Linked DNA regions of Homo sapiens: region 1 is linked to region 2. A link is an interaction called in ENCODE POLR2A ChIA-PET data of the cell type or tissue named here. Cell type or tissue: GM12878. All regions are shown on one strand. Each heading gives the region's core, and the rest is flanking DNA. Links, peaks and the distances in the headings are about the cores only. Region 1 overlaps PIK3C2A (phosphatidylinositol-4-phosphate 3-kinase catalytic subunit type 2 alpha). Region 2 has its middle 33 kb from the start of NUCB2.

What was found. Peaks named below come from ENCODE experiments on the same cell type or tissue, not always from the same donor. Only the 100,000 strongest peaks of a DNase experiment are listed, where the experiment ranks them.
Region 1: POLR2A ChIA-PET joins it to region 2 with 6 read pairs; 3 of 35 experiments call an interaction of 5 or more read pairs at or near these places.

The regions. Positions count from the first base shown.
Region 1 is chr11:17,155,281-17,163,158 of GRCh38, forward strand. It overlaps PIK3C2A (phosphatidylinositol-4-phosphate 3-kinase catalytic subunit type 2 alpha), which reads right to left. Exons shown (of 33, transcript NM_002645.4): 3 at 246-349. Among named protein-coding and RNA genes, the nearest start is that of PIK3C2A, 49 kb to the right of the region's middle. In GM12878, for the core only: no CTCF peak of the experiment used is centred there; no DNase peak of the experiment used is centred there.
Region 2 is chr11:17,240,178-17,248,055 of GRCh38, forward strand. No RefSeq gene overlaps it. Among named protein-coding and RNA genes, the nearest start is that of NUCB2, 33 kb to the right of the region's middle. In GM12878, for the core only: no CTCF peak of the experiment used is centred there; a DNase peak (open chromatin) is centred at 4,024.

The DNA.
Region 1 (7,878 bases), core at 1,882-5,881, 85 kb before region 2:
TGGTTATTACAGTATCAGAAGTCTACTGTCTGACCTCAATTTTTTCTTCCAAATATTAAGAAATCTAACAGGTGAAGATACAAGTTCAACTGTGGTTTGTGATAACGTGCCAATTAACTCTTTGACTTGAAATGTTAGCCACAAGAAGAAAATAATTAAAATTTTTAAAATTTTAGAATTATTAGCACTAAACTGGTTTTCAAGTGAATTTTTCAAATGAACATTTATAAAGAAAAATTCCTTACTTTGTAATGGATCGACAAAAAGCTGCCATCTCCTCATTCTGTACTTCAACTTCTTGAAGAAGAGAACTTCCAGTTGGCAAACTACTGGTCCCATTTGGGTCTTTCTGTAATTAAAAAAGTGTTTTTATTTTAAAAGTGGAAGATCCACAAAATGCTACATAGCAGCACAGCACAAACACATTTTTATGAAAATATGTACAAAGCAATGGAGGTAAAATAAATCATATCAATAACAAATTTTTAAATTATATATTTCTATCTTTGTAAAAGTAATGTCAACTAAGCCTTATTTTCGTTCCTTGGTTTTACTTGCTCAATAGTAGAAACAGGCTATACCGGTCAGTAAGAATGGAATGCTAAAGACCTTTCCATTCAAAATATTCCTAAAATAGACACTTTAGAAATTTTACAACTAAATGAAATTAAAGGACTCTCTGTTTTAAGAATATGAAGAGATCAAGCCCATTTGGGACTCTTCTAATCAGCCAGAAATTCTATATATTCAACTAGGACCCAAATCCCAAGAAAGATGGTTTTTTATGTAAGAGAATGGGCATTTTCTAGGTTAATAAACTTATACTAACATCCTCACAATCCCTAAAAAGCTAAGTTTACGTCTGGTCAAAAACTGTTTACAGCTTTCAGGGAGATCAATTCACCACCCAAGCATAGCCAAACAGCAGAGTCCATTGAGAGTGTTTTGACACTACATAAAAATAACTTGATTTGGTGCAAATTTCAAATATAAATTCCCTTTAAAATTAGAATTGGAACATTCTCAATTCAAAATTCAGTGAGAACAAAGTGCGTATATTTCAAGAGCTATAACAGATTTCAATGACTATGGCACACAAAAAGACTTTTTTTTCTTTGTTTTTTGAGACAAGGACTCATTCTGTCACCTAGGTTAGAGCACAGTCACTCAACAATGGCTCACTGCAGCTTTGACCTCCTGAGGTCAGGTGATCCACCTCAGCCTCCCAAGTAGCTGGGACTACAGGCATGGGCCACCCCACCTGGCTAATTTTTGTATTTTTTGTAGAGTCGGGGTTTTACCATGTTGCCCAGGATGATCTCAATCTCCTGGGCTCAAGCAATCTGCCTGCCTCAGCACACAAGATGATTCTGTGTGAGAAAATTAAACTGAAAATTTAGGTCAACAATTCCTTTATGAGTTTCCTTCCTTTAAAACATGTCAGAGCCCTTTCTGCTAGAATGTGATATACACATTTGGAGAAAAAAATAAATACTTCGAGTGCTACAAAACCACAATTAAAAGTAACAAGTCTCCTGGGGAAAAGAGAGTTAAGGTAGACTACTGAATATCAATGTAGCCAGGTGTGGCATTGCACACTTGTAGTCCCAGGTACCCAGGAGGCTAAATTAAGAGGGTCACTTGAGCCCAGAAGTTCGAGGCCAGCCCAAGCAACACAGTGAAGCCCCATCTCTAAAAATAAAAATAATTTTTTATATCAATATAACTCTGTAATCAAAGCCCTAACTAAAACGATAATAGGACCTTATAAAAATACTAGCACAGTTAAATGTCTGCTCCCATTTGCACCTAGCATTTCATCCTTTGAAGCCTAAAACCCTGGGGCTCTTGTTTCCTCATTTGAGATATGAATTCTTCAGGACATATGCTTCTAGTCAACACCAATTGCAATGAAGTTAAAAGTACAGTACCACTGTGGGAGGCCAAGGCAGGCGGATCACCTGAGGTCAGGAGTTCAAGACCAGCCTGGCCAACATGGTGAAACCTTGTCTCTACTAAAAATACAAAAATTAGCCAGGCGTGGTGGCAAGTGCTTGTAATTCAAGCTACTCAGGAGGCTGAGGCGGGAAAATTGCTTGAACCTGGGAGGCAGAGGTTGCAGTGAGCTGAGATCGTGCCACTGCACTCCAGCCTGGGCAACAAAGTGAGACTCTGTCTCAAAAAAAAAAAAAAAAAAAAAATTCAAAGAGAAATGTTTTTGCAGCCTCTTGGTCTGCAAACATCGTTATAGCTGACAGATTAATACTGTGGAATGTGAAACTGTTCTTGAAGCCACTCATTTTCATTAATAAGAGGACACTTCTGCAGGATTCTCAGTGTTTTCCTAATATCTTCATATAGTGCTAAAGCTTTCCCTTAGGTTGTGAGAAGTTTGTTTCTGATTATTTCAAAAAGTTAATATGCCGGGAAAGATTACGTCTGAACTAATGCTACTTCCCCATTGTATTGACCTCAGTCTCATAGTTACCAATCACATATCAATCAATTTGTATTACAGAAGCAACCACTATGACAAATAGACTATATTACTCTAAAGAATGGGATTTTATATTTCCTAGCAAATCCTCTGGTTTCACACTCCAAATCTGCCACAATCTAATCCAATCTTATTTCCCAGAATCTCCCTAAAGATTTCTATGTTCCAGTTAGCTTGAATCATATCCTGTTCCTATAAAACACAAATCAAGCTATCCTGCCTCTGGACTTTTCCCTTCACCTTCCTCTTAAACTTCCTTCACCACATGTGTCAAAAATCTATTAATTTTTGGCTGGGCACGGTGGCTCATGCCTGTAATCCCAGCACTTTGGGACGCCGAGGCAGGCAAATCACCTGAGGTCGGGAGTTCAAGACCAGCCTGACCAACTGGAGAAACCCCATCTCTACTAAAAATACAAAATTAGCCGGGCGTGGTGGTGCATGCCTGTAATCCCAGCTACTCGGGAGGCTGAGGCAGGAGAATCACTTGAACCCGGGAGGCGGAGGTTGCAGTGAGCCGAGATCGTGCCATTGTACTCCAGCCTGGGCAATAAGAGCAAAACTCCGTCTCAAAAAAAAATAATAATAATAATAAATATATATATATATAATTATATATCTACAGGCATTCATTTATATACTTATTTATCAAAAAAGCTCTAATAGGTGGGAACTATTATTACTCCCATTTTATGGAAAAAATGAGGCACAGATGAGTTAATTAACTCACAAGGTCATACAGCTAATATAGGCAGAGTGTGAATTTCAACCCAGGCAGTCTGGCTTCAATGTCACATGCTTAATCACCATGCTAATCTGTCTCTCAAAAGAATATCCTTAAAAATCCTTAAAAACACAATGTGAAAAACAACGTTGTGACCTTTGTGGGAGCAGTGCTGGGAAAACCTAAAGCTTTGCTTGACCCAAGAATCATCTTTCCCTGAAGAACTGTTCTTCATGTTTTACTTATTTTAAAAACAGATTCTGAATCTCCTTAGGTGGCATTTTAGGATTTAAAAAAAATAATAATAGTTGTATTTTTTGCTGTGTCTCTCGTGAATTAGGTCTTTCCTTTTATTCAAGTTACGAGTTTGAATTAACAAAAACTGAATATAATAATTATCTAGTCACACATCAAGGTAATAATAGAATCTGGAAAGTTAACTCAAATGTTAAAGTCTGTAAAGGGTAAAAAATAGCTAGGCTGCCAATATTTCACCTCAAACATTAACAGTTTTGGGTTTTTCCCTCTGCTCTTTCTGGAATAAAAAATACATATATTTTACACCTATTCCCTTCACCCATACTCCCACCCCACTTCCAAACTCCACACAAACAAACCAAAGCATCAAATCATCTCTTTTCTCCATGGATCTTGCACAGACTTTTCTTCTGTGGCACTCAAGACTTTCTATTTTGTACTGCATTTATACACATTCACATCTTGTCTCCCCTTTCTAGCCCAAGTTCTTTAATGGTGAAGTCCACAAATGATTAGTATGTGCAATCCTCACACTGTATAACCACACACATTTTTTAACAAATGAAAGAGATATATGATAATCAATAAGAAAACACTGCCAATGCATTAGCCAATACCTGGAACAAAGAAAGAAGTTTGCAGGGGAAGATACAAAGTTCTCTAGTAAATATGTTGTGTTTGAAAATCCATGTAGATGTTTAGGTCATCGTCTAGAAATGTTCTACTCCAGAAATATTCTATTCCAGAGCTAGAAACAAAGATTTAGTGATCATCCAATTTCTGTAATTTTTTACAGGGAACTCACTCTCTCTGTTAACTGCTGTCAGCATCCATCAGGATCACTGAGACAGCAAATTCTCAGTCAGTAGTCTTTGGGTCAAGCTCCATTAAGAGGAAACAGTCTCTTTGGGAAGCTAAAGGAGACATAAGGGCCTGTATCTGTGAGGCACAGAACTGGGACATCTCTTTATTTTCGTATATATGGAATGGCTTATGCAATTATGAGCTGACAAGTCTCCAGATCTGCAGCTGGCAAGCTGGAGACAAAGGAGAGCAATGGTGCAGTTGCAGAACGCAGGAAGGGCCAATGCTTCTGTTTTAGTCCAAAGGTAGGAAAAAAATTGATGTTCCAGCTTCAAAGCAGTCAAGCAGGAGGAGTTTCCCCCTTACTTTTGGGAGGGTCATTCTGCAGGCCTTCAACTAATTGGATGAGGCTCACTCACATTAAGCAGGGAATTTGCTTTATCCAGCTGACCAATTCAAACATTAATCTGACCCAAAAACACGCTCATAGAAATACCCAGAATAATGTCTGATCAGATATCTGGACACCTCATGGCCTAGTCAAGCTGAAACATAAAATTAACCATCACAGCATCTCGAGCATAGACAGCCAAGGAGTCACATTACTACAAGGGTCTAGATCAGTAGCTTTCAATTTAAGTAAATTGGAGCCTCAAGAATAAAGCACTGGCCAAGGGAAAACAAGTAAAGCATTATTAAAAACAACCAAGAACAAAACCTTTGGAGGAATGCCTATGTTTAAAGGCTAGACAAAGAAAAAGGAGTCAAAAATCACAGGAAGAAAAATAGGAAGTAGATTTACCCAGGGCAACAGAAGTTTCAAGAAAAGGATGTAGTCAATTTTTAAAAAATAAGCAAAAGGGCTAAATGGTGAATATGGTCGAGGGATTGGCAATTCTATAACATAATGGGAATAACAGAAGGAGAGCAAGAGACTGGAAAGGCAGTGAGTACAAATTCCTTTTTAAAGAGTAATAACTTTAAGGACAGGTGTGGTAGCTCATATCTGTAATCCTAGCACTTTGGGAGGCAGGTGGATAGCTCTAGTCCAGGAGATGGAGACCAGCCTAGGCAACATAGTGAAACCCCATCTCTACACAATATACAAAACTTAGCTAGGTATGATGGCATGCCCCTGTAGTCCCAGCTACTCAGGAGGTTGAGGCAGGAGGATGGCTCGAACCCAGGAGACAGAGGTTGCAGTTAGCCGAGGTTGCACCATTACACTCTAGCCTGGATGACAGAGCAAGACCCTGCCTTAACAAAACCAAACCAAAACAAAACAAACAAACAAACAGTAATAACTTTGGGGAAGACAGGAACAAACAGGAACAAAAAAAACAGTTAAGTTTTGGAAAAGGGAAGGAACATCTCTTCCTTTCAAACCAGAAAGATGAGGGAAATGTGAGGTGAGCAGTTCACACATGGATGGCCTTGACCTCAATTTAAAAGAAAAAAAATGGTAGAGAGTTGGCAGAGGTGAGTTTGGAGGTTTAAGGAAAGTGGTGAAGGTTTAAAATAATTCACAAAAATTTATCATTAATACTCTGTAAAGTAGTTACAAGAATATGGGGAAGATTTATACCTATACAAGTTCAAGGTTCATGCCACATTACCCAGAAATTATATGGAACACAACACCAAGTTTTCAATAAATGCACTTTAAACATTAAATACATATTACTTTTCAGAAGAAAGTTGGTTACATCCTTAATTGGACTTTTTCCCAAAGAAACTTATATTTACTGTTCAAATATACTCAGTCAGACTATGAAAATCACATTTTGTTTAACTTTTGCTCTTCTTTAAAATTAATAATAGACATTTTGCCAATGGGGATATGTTTAAAATGTTAATACAATTAACTTTTAGAAAGAGTTTACAACCAAAGAACTTTGCAAAGCCACCTCTATGACAATAATTTGATCTATTATAAAATTCTTTGAAATCTGCTCAAAGTAGTTAAATTCACAGCTATTAACTAAAAGCCTGATTTAAACTTAAATTTCCAGAAGACAGTTTTAAGTATTATGTCTTTTACTGGTTTTGGTCACAAAAAATTGGAACTAATGTATTTAGGTTATTATTAATAAAACAAAGGACACTAGATGGAAACAGGAAGTAAGCTTGCTGAGTGAGAAGAAAAATACCCTCTGTGTTGAGTTTTTACCACAAAGCACAAAATTCTTACAGGAAATGAACACTTAAGCATGTGAAGTAATTATAAAGAATAGGCATTGCAATATTATTTTCCAATAAAAAATATCAGGGAAAAGTTTGTAAGTAGAGATGAATGGTGTGTGAAAAATTAAAAGCTCCGTGCCAATGAATTGTGCCATGGATTTCCAAAGTCAGCCTATTACCAGTGTTCAGTTTATCTCCCTATTTTGGTCTACATAAAACCAAACTTTATCTTCCTGTACACAAACAAAATGAAATCTTAGCACTAACAAGAAGGCTTAGAACTTTTTCATACAAAAATCCATTCTGGGCCGGGCGCAGTGGCTCACATCTGTCATCCCAGCACTTTGGGAGGCTGAGGTGGGTGGATCACCTGAGGTCACGAGTTCAAGACCAGCCTGACCAATAATGGTGAAACCCCATCTCTACTAAAAATAGAAAAATTTGCCGGGTGTGGTGGCAGGTGCCTGTAATCCCAGCTACTCAGGAGGGAGGCTGAGAGAGGAGAATTGCTTGAACCCGAGACGTGGAGGTTGCAGTGAGCCAAGATTGCATCACTGCACTCCAGCCTGGGCGACAGAGTGAGACTCCATCTAAAAAAAAAAAACAAAAACAAAAACAAAATCCTATCTATAGCATTTATAACAGGTGCATGCCAAGCCTCTAAGTCAATGTCTCAAATAATTGTGTTTACAACTGTTAAATTTAGCCTAAACCTGCCTCCTAACACATTTTAAGTTCAGCCTAACAATTTCTCCATGCATAGTGAACTGTAACCTAACTGGATGTGTACAACAAACTGTAACCTACTCTTGTGCCAATCACCAAGTTTCGGCCAATCAAGGGTGGCCAACTGTTCAAAACCTGTTCAAATAAGGCAAACATCAAGCCATAACCAATTCAGCTGCTTCTGTACCTCGTTTCCATTTTCTGTACATCACTTTCCTTTTCTGACCATAAATCTTCCACCACATGGCTGCACTGGAGTCTCCCTGAACCCATTCTGCTTCAGGGGCTGCCTGATTTGTGATCTCTTCTTTGCTGAATTAAACTATGTTAAATATGTCTAAAGTTTTTCTCTTAACACAACCTGAGAGCAACCATCATGAAATGTCTCTTTCTAAGTTCCTTTATAGATATTTAACCATGAAACCTGTCTCCCTGACTTTCTTCCCCATTGGTTCTTGTTCTACTTTTTAGGACAACAGATTTTAAAATTAAGCTACTAAACTGAATTCTCAATTCACAGAAAAAAATATATAAACAAATAGGACTTGTTTGGCCAGGCACGGTGGCCACGCCTATAATCCCAGCACTTGGGGGGACTGAGGCGGGTGGATCACTTGAGGTCAGGAGCTCGAGACCAGCCTAGTCAACATGGTGTAACCCCAACTCTACTAAAAATACAAAAATT
Region 2 (7,878 bases), core at 1,710-5,709:
AAGTGAGACTTTGTCTCAAAAAAAAAAAAAAAAAAAAAAAAAAGAAAAAGAAAGAAAGCAGCCATCTACAAAGCAAGGAGAGGGGCCTCAGAAGAAACCAAACCTGCTGACAACTTGATCTTGACTTCCAGTCTCCAGAACTTCAGGAAAATAAATTTCTGTTGTTTAAGCCACTCAAGTTGTGAAATTTTGTTATGGCAGCCCCACCAGACTAATATAGACAGTGCCAAGAAAAATCACCTGAAGGGTCTTATTACAATGTAGATTTGGATTCATTAGGTCTAGGAGGGAGCATGAGATGCCTTTTTTTTTTTTTTTTGAGAAAGAGTCTTTCTCTGTTGCCCAGGCTGGAGTGCAGTGGTGAGATCGTGGCTCACTGCAACCTCTGCCTCCCAGGTTCAAGCGATTCTCCTGCCTCAGCCTCCCGAGTAGCTGGGATTACAGGCATGGACTACCACAGCCAGCTAATTTTTGTATTTTTGGTAGAGACAGGGTTTCACTATGTTGCCCAGGCTGGTCTTGAACTCTTGACCTCAAGTGATCCACCCGCCTCAGCCTCCCAAAGTGCTGGGACTACAGGCAAGAGCCACTGCTCCCAGCCTGAGATGCCAAATTTCTAACAAGCTCTCAATTGATACTGATGCTGCTGGGTCACACTTTGAGCAGCAAAGCTGCAAACAACCATCAACACTTCCAGTTACACTTCTACTTTCTTTCTTTCCTTCCTTCCTTCCCTTCCTTTCCCTCCTTCCCTCCTCTTCCTTCCTTCCTCTTTCTCCTTCCTTCCCTCCTTCCTTTCCTTCCTTTCTTCCTTTCTCTCTCTCTTCCTCCCCTTCCTTCCTTTCCTCCCTCTCTCCCCTCTTCACTCCCCTCCCCTCCCTCCTTCACTCCCTCACTTCCTTCCTTCCTTCCTGTCACCCAGGATGGAAAACATTATGGCCCAATCATAGTTTACCACAATCTTGAACTCTTGGGCTAAAGCAATCCTCTGGCCTTGGCCTCCCGAAGTGCGAGGATTACAGGCATGAGCCATTGCGCCTGGCCATACTTCTGTTTTCAACAAGGATTCATCCATAATATTTATCATCCCTTCTATTTTGAAGGTCATAAATGTCCAATTCAGAACCTAATGCTTGCTGTTTAGGCCCTCTATATCTAGAGACTTAGAGCAAGCCTTTGACTTGTTTTGTTCGTCTTTGTCCCTTTATACCTAGACATGGGTCAGGATAGGGCAGTAATAGGTGTCCAAATCTCCCTCTCTTTGGGCCAGGGCAGGACCAGCACTAGCTAAATGGCTGCTTAAGCCAGGTGTCTTGCCTGAGGTAGACTGAAGCTGAGAGAGAACCTCGGGGAGGCTCAAAGGCAGAAGCAGAGACAGCTGAATCGAATCTGGTCAGTGTAGCTGGGCATGGTGGCATGCACCTCTATTCCCAGCTACTTGGGAGGCTGAGGCCAGAGGACCTCTTGAGCCCAGGAGTTTGAGGCTGCAGTGAGCTGTGATTGAGCCACTGCACTCCAGTCTGGGAGACAGAGTGAGACTCCAACTCTTAAAAAAAAAAAAAAAAAGAAAGAAAGAAATTGCTTGGTGAACTTACTGGGCAGGAGCTGGATAAGTGAGAAAATAGCCTGAGAGGAGGGTGAATGATTGCTTTAGCACCAGGTAGCTTCAAACTATTTGGTTTAGAGAGGCAGAGTCTGATAGACCCTGAACTGGCAGCTAGCATAATGGTATCATCACTGCTGTTACAGGCGAGGCTGAATTTGAATAGATAACATTTACAAGCTATATTCAGACTTGAATTTGCTGAAATAAGAGACAGGCAATTCAGGGCATTTGAGAGTATCTTATTTTTCAAAATTTATATTTGCTCATCTGAAAAAATGAGAGAGATAAATGAAAATGAATGGATTGGCCAGGTGCGGTTTCTCATGCCTGTAATCCCAGCACTTTGGGAGGCCGAGGCGGGCAGATCACTTGAGGTTAGGAGTTTGAGACCAGCCTGGCCGACATAGTGAAACCCTGTCTCTACTAAAAATTCAAAAATTAGCCAGGCGTCACGGCAAATGCTTTTAATCCCAGCTACTTGGGAGGCTGAGGCAGGAGAATTGCTTGAACCTGGAGGGAGAGGTTGCAGTGGGCTGAGATCATGCCACTGCACTCCAGCCTGGGGCAACAGAGCGACAGTGTCTAAAAAATAAAAAATAATTTAAAAAAGAAAGAAAATGAATGGATTATGTGAAACTTAGTTATAGACAAGATTAAAATTCATCTGTAATCTTTAGATGAATGGTGTTATATGAGAATAAAGTACAATGTGTCAGAAGAAACAATTACCACTGTGCTAATAAACTATCACTTAATTACAAAAATAAAATCCTTCAAGTCCTCAAACTTGCCACTGTGGTTTTTCCTCTCACAAAGGAAATCCTGTTATAATTCTTAAATCCAAATGAAGGCATTTTAATATTCCCTTTTCCTGCAAGCTAAATGTCTTATTGAATTATAAAACAGAAAATTTTCATCTCAGAAAGTTTTACTCAATTTTTTGTATCCCCCAAATAATGCTTAAAGCTGTTCAAAGTTTTAATTATTACAAAACACTTAAGATAAAAGCTTGTAATCCCTCAAAGCAAATCACAACAAATCCAAGGGCTTTCTTTTCTTCAAAGGGAACTGTCTAAATAAAGGGGGAAAACTGTGTAATAAGCTAAGCATAATATTGTTGGCTGCTTCATAATAACCAACAGGCACACAATGGCTTGGGGCCTAGCAAGCAACAAAGAATAATTCTTCATCACATAGTCTTCACTTTGATTTCAGCTAGATGTCTGACCATGGTGAACCAGTTTATCAACATTAGCCTCCCTTTTCTTCCCTGTAAAATGAGGGATTGGTTCCAAGTCTTTGCTATTGTGAATAGTGCCACAATGATAGACTGGATTAAGAAAATGTGGCACATAGACACCATGGAATACTATGCAGCCATAAAAAAGGATGAATTCATGTCCTTTGTAGGGACATGGATGAAGCTGGAAACCATCATTCTCAGCAAACTACCGCAAGGACAAAAAACCAAACACCGCATGTTCTCACTCATAGGTGGGAATTGAACAATGAGAACACATGGACACAGGAAGGGGAACATCGCACACTGGGGACGGTTGTGGGGTGGAGGGAGCGGGGAGGGATAGTGTTAGGAGATATACCTAATGTTAAATGACGAGTTAATGGGTGCAGCACACCAACATGGCACATGTATACATATGTAACAAACCTGCACGTTGTGCATATGTACCCTAAAACTTAAAGTATAATAATAATAAAAACAAACAAACAAAACAAAACATTGAGTTAAAAAAAAATGAGGGATTGGACTAGCTGGTACCTAGTCCCCACATTTCATTGATTCAGTAAAAGCCTGCTTTTGATTTTGAGAGCATCAAAAACTATTTACCATCAAAAAGAGCATCGAAAAATAAGAGCGGACCCAAGAGGTGAAGCAACTCTCCCCTGGTTACACAGAAGCAGAGCTAGGATTAAACTCCAAGGTGTCTGACTTCCAGGACAGGAGCATTTTCCATAATGTCATGCGGCTTGAAATTCTTTCCAGAGATGAGCTTTCCTGCTATATGTATGAAATTGTAACCAAAATAAACATAAACTACATAAAACATTAAGCTAACATAACTTCTTCTTTCTTTTTTTTTTTTTTTTTTTTTTTGAGACAGGTTCTCATTCTGTCACCCAGGCTGGAGTGCAGTGGCACGATCTCAGCTCACTGCAACATCTGCCTCCTGGGTTCAAATGATTCTCCTGCCTCAGCCTCCCGAGTAGCTGGGATTACAGGCATGCACCACCATGCCCAGCTAATTTTTGTACTTTTAGTAGAGACAGGGTTTCACCATGTTGGCCAGGCTGGTCATAACATAACTTCTTCTAAGGAAATGATTATTTCCCTGGGTGGCTTAATATAAGTCATAAGTAACTGATTGTGGTCAGAAGTGTGGATGTAATTATTTCTAGGGAACCACATGAAAGCAGGTCAAGTTCTCATACACAGCAAAAATGCCTGTTTTCAAGACCAAGCAGTACTGATCCTCTTGGTATACGAGTGACCTGTGAGCAGAGACCATGCCTGGCCCATCTGTGTAGTTAGCAAGGCAGGTATTCTGCACCTTGGAGATCATCCCATGAGTGTAGGGCCTGGGAGCAGGACTGAGGCAAAGGAGTTGGCTCAAGCATTAGGGAGGGGCATCTCCGGAAGACAAGGCAGGTATGGAAGGAGATCTTATAATAGTAGCCAAACATAAATCAGTCCTGTGCATAGGCACATGAGTAGAAATGTCAGGTATCCTCAACCATAGTTCCACACAACTCGGGGATGAGGAAGGGAACTGTAGAGAAAAGAAACCCCATCTGTGTTTTCTAAATATATTATATCCCTCCCCACCCTTCTTCCTTTGAGAAAGTTTTAAAGTTATTATATATTTAACATTAGTGTATCTGAACATATTACTAGAAAAGGGATAAACTGCATGACAAAATGACTCATTTAAAAATTTCTATGATTTCTATATTTATGTAATATTTATATAACGCTTAGTAGTGCCAGGCACTGTTATAAGTACTTGCAAATAAATATTAAGTCATTTAATCATTTTAAGAACTCTATGGTAAGTAACCTATTATCTCTATTTTACAAATGAGGAAACTGAGGCACAGAGAGATAAGTAAATTGCCTGAGGACATATGGCTAGTAAGGAGCAGAGCCTAGGCGGTTTGCTCCTGATTCTATGCTCCTAACCACCAAGCTTCACTTTCTCCTTGAGAAAGGACTACAAAGGAAGTGGTAAGAGTGGGCATTTCTCCCTTTGCTGCTCAGCTTCTTTTTTTTTTTTTTTTTTTTTTTTGAGACAGGAGTCTCGCTCTGTCACCCAGGCTGGAGTGCAGTGGTACAATCTCAGCTCACTGCAACCTGCGGCTCCTGGGTTCAAGTGATTCTCCAGCCTCATCCTCCTGAGAAGCTGGGACTACAGGTGCGGGCCACCACATCCGGCTTTTTTTTTTTTTCTTTTTTTTCAGTAGAGACGGGTTTCATCATGTTGTCCAGGCTGGTCTCGAACTCCTGACCTCAGGTGATCCGCCCGCCTTGGCATCCCAAAAGTTGGGATTACAGGTGTCAGCCACTACACCTGGCCATTGGCTGCTCAGCTTCTAAGCTCACTTCTTAGGTTAGGAGAATCTTGGTGAGACTTGAAAGAGGCAGAGTCACTTCCCACTCTACAAGCTGAAAATGGCAGATACTCATATTCCAAGCACATGCCAGCCTCAGCCATTCTGATGCACTAAACAGCTTAAATCCAAAGCTAATGATAAAAGGAGGGCCCAGAAAATCCTCTGTGGAGGCAGTGGAAGCTTCAGAGGCCTCGGTTCCAGAACCGGTTTAGGCAGCACAGAGAGAATAGTTAAGAGGGTGGGTTGGAGGCAGAAGCCTGGCTTTAAGTCCTGGCTCTGACCCTTGAGCAGGATGCCTAACCTCTCTTTGCTTCAAATGTCTAATCTGTAAAATGAGGGTCCTTAAGGAGATGATAATTGCAGACCTTTGTTGAGAGATGACCCTCTTCCAGGTGCCACATTTTACCTCTGTCCTACTGGATAATTGTCACAACAATCTGAGCAATAGTATGGGTATTTTTCTTACTCTCATTTTACAGAGGAGGAAATTGATGCACAGAGGAGGTAACCTGTACAAGAACATGTCACCATAAAGTGAGGGAGTATAAGTAGGCACAATTTCAATTAATTAATAAAAACCATCTAAAAAATGTTCACGGCCGGGCACGGTGGCTCACGCCTGTAATCCCAGCACTTTGGGAGGCCGAGGCGGGCGGATCACAAGGTCAGGAGTTTGAGACCAGCCTGGCCAATATAGTGAAAACCCGTCTCTACTAAAAATACAAAAAAATTAACCAGGCATGGTGGCACATGCCTGTAATCCCAGCTACTTGGGAGGCTGAGGCGGGAGAATTGCTTGAATCCTGGAGGCAGAGGTTTCAGTGAGCTGAGATTGTACCACTGCACCCCAGCCTGGGCCACAGAGCAAGACTCTGTCTCAAAAAAAAAAAAAAAAAGGAAAGGATACAGAAAAAAAATCTAAGTTTCCTTCATACCTCTGCCTCACTCAGTACTCTTCACCCTTAGGAGCAACTGTTCTCTCACTCAATTTTTCTCTCACGCTCAACTTTGAACTCAACTAGCTTAAGTAGCTGAAGAATCTTCTGCCCCAGCCTTTCCTTCAGTCTCCTTTCAACATTTTCTCCAGCGAGAAAATTTCAGACTTGGAGAAACAGATTCCTCATTCTCCATCTGATTCTCTTTACTCTTTTCCTTGATTCTGCAACATAAAAGTCTAGGAACCATCTGGGCACGGTGGCTCTCACCTGTAATCCCAGCACTTTGGGAGGCCAAGGCGGGTGGGTCACGTGAGGTCAGGAGTTCGAGACTAGCCTGGCCAACATAGTGAAACCCTGTCTCTACTAAAAATACAAAAATTAGCTGGGTGTGGTGACTCACGCCTGTAATTCCAGCTACATGGGAGGCTGAAGCACGAGAATCACTTGAACCCAGGAGGCAGATGTTGCAGTGAGCCAAGATCGTGCCACTGCCCTCCAGCCTGAGTGACAGAGCAAGACTCCACCTCAAAAAAAAAAAAAAAAAAAAAAAAAAAGTCTAGGAACCAACCTGAAAAAACTGAACTTTCATTAGAGGGTTTGAGAGTTAACGTATTAATGTAGAAGGTTTGAACATATAATGTATTAATGTGAAGGTTCGAATATTAATACATTAATAATTTTTGTAGTCATCACCCAAGCAGGCTGGGACTAAAGGCATAAGCCACTGTGCCCAGCTGTTTGTAGTTCTTTTTTTTTTTGGAGACAGAGTCTCGCTTTGTCACCCAGGCTGGAGTGCAGTGGTGCCATCTCTGCTCACTGCAACCTCCACCTCCCAGGTTCAAGCGATTCTCCTGTCTCAGCCTCCTGAGTAGCTAGGACTACAGTTGCAAGCCACCACGCCCAGCTAATTTTTGTATTTTTAGTAGAGATGGGGTTTTGCCATGTTGGCTAGGCTGGTCTCAAACTCCTGACCTCAAGTGATCCACCCGCCTCGGCCTCCCAAAGTGCTGGGATTACAGGCATGAGCCACCACGCCCGGCCTTGTTTGTAGTTCTCGAATGGAGGATATATGCAGCACTAAGGGAGAGAGAGTTTCACAGAAATCTAATACCAACCATCCTTCAGAATGCAAGGTTATTTTATCATCCATTTTTACTTATTACCCCATTCATGAGATTTCTGCAGCTCTCTTTGTTTCTCTGTGTCTTTTTATATTTCCCCCTGCTGCCAACTGGTGAATCTCTTAACATTTTCCCAAATTGGCCAAGCGTGGTGGCTCACACATGTAATCCCAGCACTTTGGGAGGCTGAGGCGGGTGGATCACCTGAGGTCAGGGGTTCAAGACCAGCCTGGCCAACATGGTGAAACCCCGTCTGTACTAAATAATAATTTTAAAAAATAGCTAGGCATGGTGGCACGTGCCTGTAGTCCCAGCTACTCGGGAGTCTGAGGCAGGAGAATGGCTGGAACCCAGAAGGTGGAGATTGCAGTGAGCCAAGGTGACAGAGCGAGACTGCGTCTCAAAAAAAAAAAAAAAATTCCCAAATTTCAAATTTGAGACACAGAGAGCCAGATTGCCTTATGTAACTTTTATTATGCCCATCTCATAGGTCACAGGCCAGTCTATGGGTTTGTAGTTCTTTTTAAATTTAATTTAATTTTTTAAAATTTTTGAGATAGAGTCTCACTCTGTCACCCAGGCT